Linked DNA regions of Homo sapiens: region 2 is linked to region 1. The links are chromatin loops, found by intact Hi-C in ENCODE. Cell type or tissue: gastrocnemius medialis. All regions are shown on one strand. Links, peaks and the distances in the headings refer to the core of each region. The heading gives the core; the rest is flanking DNA. Region 1 overlaps YPEL1 (yippee like 1). Region 2 overlaps MAPK1 (mitogen-activated protein kinase 1).

What was found. Peaks named below come from ENCODE experiments on the same cell type or tissue, not always from the same donor. Only the 100,000 strongest peaks of a DNase experiment are listed, where the experiment ranks them.
Region 2: a loop joins it to region 1, with 5 times the contacts of the local background. A loop is called at or near these places in 12 of 110 quality-filtered maps.

The regions. Positions count from the first base shown.
Region 1 is chr22:21,711,971-21,714,886 of GRCh38, forward strand. All of the region lies in intron 1 of YPEL1 (yippee like 1), which reads right to left. Among named protein-coding and RNA genes, the nearest start is that of YPEL1, 22 kb to the right of the region's middle. RefSeq lists an enhancer at 1,641-1,690 and a silencer at 1,899-2,057. In gastrocnemius medialis, for the core only: a CTCF peak has its summit at 1,374 (motif pointing right); DNase peaks (open chromatin) are centred at 1,086, 1,375 and 2,681; H3K4me3 peaks cover 224 bases; H3K27ac peaks cover 1,771 bases.
Region 2 is chr22:21,848,395-21,851,310 of GRCh38, forward strand. The region is part of intron 1 of MAPK1 (mitogen-activated protein kinase 1); the gene reads right to left. Among named protein-coding and RNA genes, the nearest start is that of MAPK1, 18 kb to the right of the region's middle. In gastrocnemius medialis, for the core only: no CTCF peak of the experiment used is centred there; a DNase peak (open chromatin) is centred at 1,861; H3K27ac peaks cover 2,500 bases.

The DNA of each region.
Region 1 (2,916 bases), core at 241-2,740:
CAAAACCAGCCTGGGCAACAAAGCAATACCTCATCTCAACTAAAAATACACAAAATTAGCTGGGTGTGGTCCCTGTGCCTGTGGTCCCAGCTACTTGGGATAGCTGAGGTGGGAGGATGGCTTGAGCCTGGGAAGTTGAGGCTCAAGTGAGCTGAGATCGTCCAACTGCACTCCAGCCTGAGCAACAGAGTGAAACCCTGTCTCTAAATAAATAAATAAAAACTTTTGTGCTTCAAAGGATACTATCAACAGAGGCAACCCAGAGAATGAGGGAAAATATTTTTAAATCATATACCTGATAAGGTGTTAATATCTAGAATACATATATTCTATATTCTCTCTATACATATTCTCTATATATCCATATTCTCTATATATCCTAGTTATTGGAATATGTAAAAAAAAAAAAAAAAAACAACTACAACTCAGCAAATCAAACAAACAGGTTAAAAAATGGATAAAGGGCCGGGTATGGGCCCGGCGTGGTGGCTCACGCCTGTAATCCCAGCATTATGGGAGGCCGAAGAAGGTGGATCACTAGGTCAGGAGATCGAGACCACCCTAGTCAACATGGCGAAACCCCGTCTCTACTAAAAATACAAAAAATTAGCCGGGCGTGGTGGCGGGTGCTTGTAGTCCCAGCTACTTGGGAGGCCGAGGCAGCAGAATTGCTTGAACCCAGGAGGCAGCGGTTGCAGTGAGCCGAGACCATATCACTGCACTCCAGCCTGGGCGACAGAGTGAGACTACATCTCAAAAAAAAAAAAAAAAGGAAAATGGATAAAGGACCTATGTATCTATATTCTCTATATATTCTAGTTGTTAGAATATGTTAAAAAAAACTCAGCAAAAAGAAACACAATCTGATTAAAAAATGGACAAAGGACCTATATATCTATATTCTATATAGTTATTAGAATATATTTAAGAAACTCCTACAACTCAACAAAACAACCCCAATCTGATTAAAAATGGACAAAGGACTTATATAAACATTTCTCCGAAGAAGATATACAGATGGCCCACAAGCACGTGAAAAGGTGCTCCATGTCACTGATCCTGAGGGAGGCAGACAAGGACCACGTTGAGACACCACCACACACCCTCTAGGACGGCTACTATCAACGCGCACACACGGAAAATAAGCGTTGGTGAGGATGTGGAGGAATTGGAGCCTTGTGCATTGAGGGTAAAAATGTAAAATGCTGGAGGCACTATGGGAAACAGTATGGTAATTCCTCAAAAAACGAAATATAGAATTACCATGGGCTCCAGCAATTCCACTGCTGGGTATAAATCCACGAGAACTGAAAACAGGGTCTCAAAGCCATGTCTGCACACCCATGCTCACAGCGACATTATCCACAACAGCCACGAGGGGGAAGCAACAGTGTGTCCCTCCACAAACGGGCATTCTCATGATCAAAATGTGGCGTCTGCATACAGTGGAATGTTATCCAGCCTTTAACAGGAGGGGGCTCCTGTCACAGCTACAGCATGGAGGAACCCTGAGGACACTATGCTCAGTGAAGTAAGCCAGTCACAAAGGACAAATATTGTATGAGGTACTTAGAGTAGTGGGACTCAGAGACAGAAAGAGCTGCCAGGGGCAGGGGAGTCCCCGCTTCATGGGTGCAGTGTTTCAGTTTTGCAACATGAAGAATTCTGGAGGTTGGAGGGTGGCGATGGCTGTACAAAAATGTGAATATATTTAATGTCACTGAACTGTACACTTAGAAATGGTTAAGATGGTAAGAGTTATGTGTACTGACTACAATTATTTTAAAGAAGAGTGTATCATTTTTACATTTCTAAGGTCTCATTAACAAAAGAAGGTTAAGTCCATGACTGATGCTGCCATCATCAGCAACAGGACGTGCGCCAAGTTTTCCTGGTGGCACCACCCCAGCCTGGCCTGTGACAAGGGGCCTGCAGAGAGTCAGGCACACCGGATTTTCTTTCAGGCCAAACAGAAGAGCAAGGGTTTCCCCAAATTCGAGAGCACGGGGCTGGGAAGAAGAGCCAAGCGCCAGCAGTGTCCTCACACCTGCTCCTCCTGAGATGCACCCCCCACCGCCCCCCACCCCATGTGACCTCTGCTCCGGCAGCAGCCTGTCCTGTGCCCTTCCATGGGATGACACCCAGGACGGCGTCTGCCCCCCACCTGCGCAGGCACGCCTGCATTAGAGGGTCACCTTCTCACATCTGGGACTGAAGATGTGTGTGGGCAGAACGCAGCGTTTGTAATCGTGTGAACGGAAGACACAAACGGCCGGTGGCGGCCACCCAGGATGGTACTGGGACCCGGTCACCACGGCGCTGCTGTGCCCTTCCTTGGTGCCCCGGCCTGAGATGCTGCCTAACTTGGACTTGGTGCTTCTTGGTCTTTGCTTGTCCTGATGGCTGTGCCCCGTGTGTGGCCCTGAGCCACACTGCTGCGTGTTCCGTGTTTTGAACTTGACACCGACGATGCTGTGAGACTTCTCTGCTGACGTGCAGCCAAGTCTGCCTCTGTCCCCATGTGCAGCTGGGCCCCCTTCACCTGGTGTCCCGTCAGATACACTGCATGCAGCCACTGACGGGGTGTGGATGTGTATCGGCTCCCAGGCTGGCTACTAAATGGTGCTGCTGTCGCTGTCACCTCTCCTGAGCCGCACAGGCAGGTGTTTCGTTGGAACAATCCCAGGAGCAGATGCCCGTGCACACAGCAGCACCTCCCAAGTGCCGGTGACAAGGTCATCCTGCCAGCAGCGAACATGAGTCCCTGCTGATCTTTATCCCGCCAACTTGATATGGTCAAATTTTAACACTTCTGCTGCCTGGCAGGTATAAGGCAGCAGCATCTCATTGTGGCTTTAATTTGCTTCAACCTGACCATACAGGTGGGCACCTTTTATGATTCCTCCTTTTCAAATC
Region 2 (2,916 bases), core at 328-2,827, 140 kb after region 1:
AATCCCCCTCTCCGAGAAACACCCAAGAATGATCAATAAATACTAAAAAAAAAAAAAAAAAAAAAGGAATATTTTCACGTGCAAATGAAAAAGCCCTAAACAAATCTTAAAATATATAAAGTGGTTCAAAAAATGTTTATTGTTATTATTTTAATAGAGGCCTATACATGGAGCATTTATTTGGGAAAGTTTTAAATGAATGTTTTCCCCTGTTTTGGTTGTTATCAATCTACACTTTACCAATTTTCAATAATGATCATGCCTAATTAATTCAAATTAAAAGGTGTGTAATACAAAAAAAAAAAAAAAACTGCAACCAACCCTCGAATCAGCTCAATCTCTCACTGAATTATGGTTATCTGTCACCACTGTATCTGCCTATCAGTGATTAGGGAGAGCTCTCTCTGGAGAAAAATGTCACCTAGAGCATCAACAATTTTCATACACAGTATCCAGCATTCACTTGAACGTTACCAAGCATACAAGGAAACAGAAACGAGAAAAAAGAGACAACATATCCACATATCCACAGTGACCCAGTTACTAGTTACTGAAGATGATCTTTAAAATAGCTGTAATTCGGCCGGGCGCAGTGGCTCACGCCTGTAATCCCAGCACTTTGGGAGGCCGAGGCTGAGGTCAGGAGTTCGAGACCAGCCTAGCCAACATGGTGAAATCCCGTCTCTAAAAATACAAAAATTAGCTGGGCGTGGTGGGGCGTGCCTGTAATCCCAGCTACTTGGGAGGCTGAGGCAGGAGAATCACTTGAACCTAGGAAGCAGAGGTTGCAGTGAGCCTAGGGTGTGGTGGGGCGTGCCTGTAATCCCAGCTACTTGGGAGGCTGAGGCAGGAGAATCACTTGAACCTAGGAAGCAGAGATTGCACCATTGCACTCCAGCCTGGGCGACAAATTGCGACTGTATCAAAAAAAAAAAAAAAAAAAGAGGTAACTCTTGGAAAGGAGAAAATATCTGCAGCACATGAATCTAAAAAAAGACTCATCAAAATCTACAAAGAACTCCTATAATTTAATGAAACAAAAATCTCCACAGAAAAATTTGCAAAATAACCCTTAAATACTTCACGAGATAGCCGAATGTCATAAACATACAAAAAAGAGTTAACCACCAAAAAAGAGCTAAAATATCAGAGAAATGCAAACAAAACCCACAATGCATACCACTTCATACCCACTAGAGAGGCTAAAAATGATACCAAGTGTTGTTGAGAATATGCACTGGTCTGAACTCTAATACACTGCTAATGGAAATATTTTACCACTTTGGAAAACAGTTTGGCACATCTACTAAAATGGAATCTATGCACAGACTGACACAGTCATTCTGCTACTAAATATATACCCAGCAGGACAATGTGGCTCACGTCTATAATCAGCCCAGGCTGGTCTTGAACTCCTGAGCTCAAAGTGATCCTCTCACCTTGGCTTCCTAAAGTGTTGGGATTACAGGCATGAGCCACCACATCTGGCCACTTTTCTTTATGTATATTATACATCAATAAAAGTAAAGAATAAAAAGGGAGAAGAGTCTGAAAAGAACAATTATCACAAAATTAAGGAACGTACTCAACTCTTAAAGATTTGAGAAGGCGTTTCTAAGGTACTAGCAATGTTCCATTTTGCAATCTGCACAGTGATGACAAGTATTTAACTTATTCTGTAAACAGTACCTTTTTTTTTTTTTTTTTTGAGACAGAGTCTTGCTCTGTCGCCCAGGATAGAGCACAGTGGCGCGATCTCAGCTCACGGCAGCCTCTGCCTCCTGGGGTGACGTGATTCTCATGCCTCAGCCTCTGGAGTAGCTAGGATTACAGGCAGGCGCCACCACGCCCAGCTAATTTTTGTATTTTTAGTAGAGACAAGATTTTGCCATGTTGGCCAGGCTGGTCTTGAACTCCTGACCTCAAGTGATCTGCCCGCCTTGGCCTTCCAAAGTGCTAGGATTACAGGCATGAGCCACTGTGCCCAGCCACAAACAGTACTTATATCTTACCTATGTTTAAATGGATATTCAAAATAAGATTAAAAGAGGTAAGAAAATACAATACTCTAGTAAATGTAAAAATAAGTGAGAAGAATAAATGCCAAGAGAAATATAATTACCAAGAAGAAATTCAAAGTAGGAACAGTCGTATAACCATTTTTAAAATAATTTTGAATCAGCTTAACATGTTTTCAACAAAAAACCAAACACATACCAAAACCAAAAAACCACCCAGGTCCAGACTTGTACAGGCAAGTTCTACCAAACTTTGAAGGAATCATTCTAATTTTACAGAAATAAAAACAGAAGAATAGGAAAAGAAACACTTGCCAATTCATTTTGTAAGGGTAGTCTAATTTTCATACCAAACCACATGAGAAAAACCCTATTATTTATTAACAAGCCAAATCCAGCAATATATAATAATAATACATCATGACCAAGTTGGGTTTAATCCCAGGAATGCAAAATTGATTCAATATTAGAAAATCTATTAGGGTAACATGAAACTTAAAGAAAAAAAACAAGAAAATTTCTATACATGCAATTAAAAAGCATCTGTAGAAATTCAATCATTCAGGATTCTTTTTTTCTTTAAGTTTAAAAAAACTTGACAAAGAAAGCTTTATGAAGCCAGGTGCTGTGGCATGTGCCTGTAATCCCAGCCATTCAGGAGGGTAAAGTGGGATGATCACTTGAGCCCAGGAGTTTGAGACCAGTCTGAGCAACATAGCAAGACCCTGTTTCCGGGGAGGGGGTGGGTGGGAAGTAAGCCTTATGAAAAACCAGTAGCCCCTATCACTCAATAAAAGCTTTCCTTTTAACATCAGAACAAGTCAGGGATGCCCTCTGTATCACCACTGCTCTTCAACTTTGTAATGGAGAGTCCGGCCAGCACAGTTAAGACAAGATA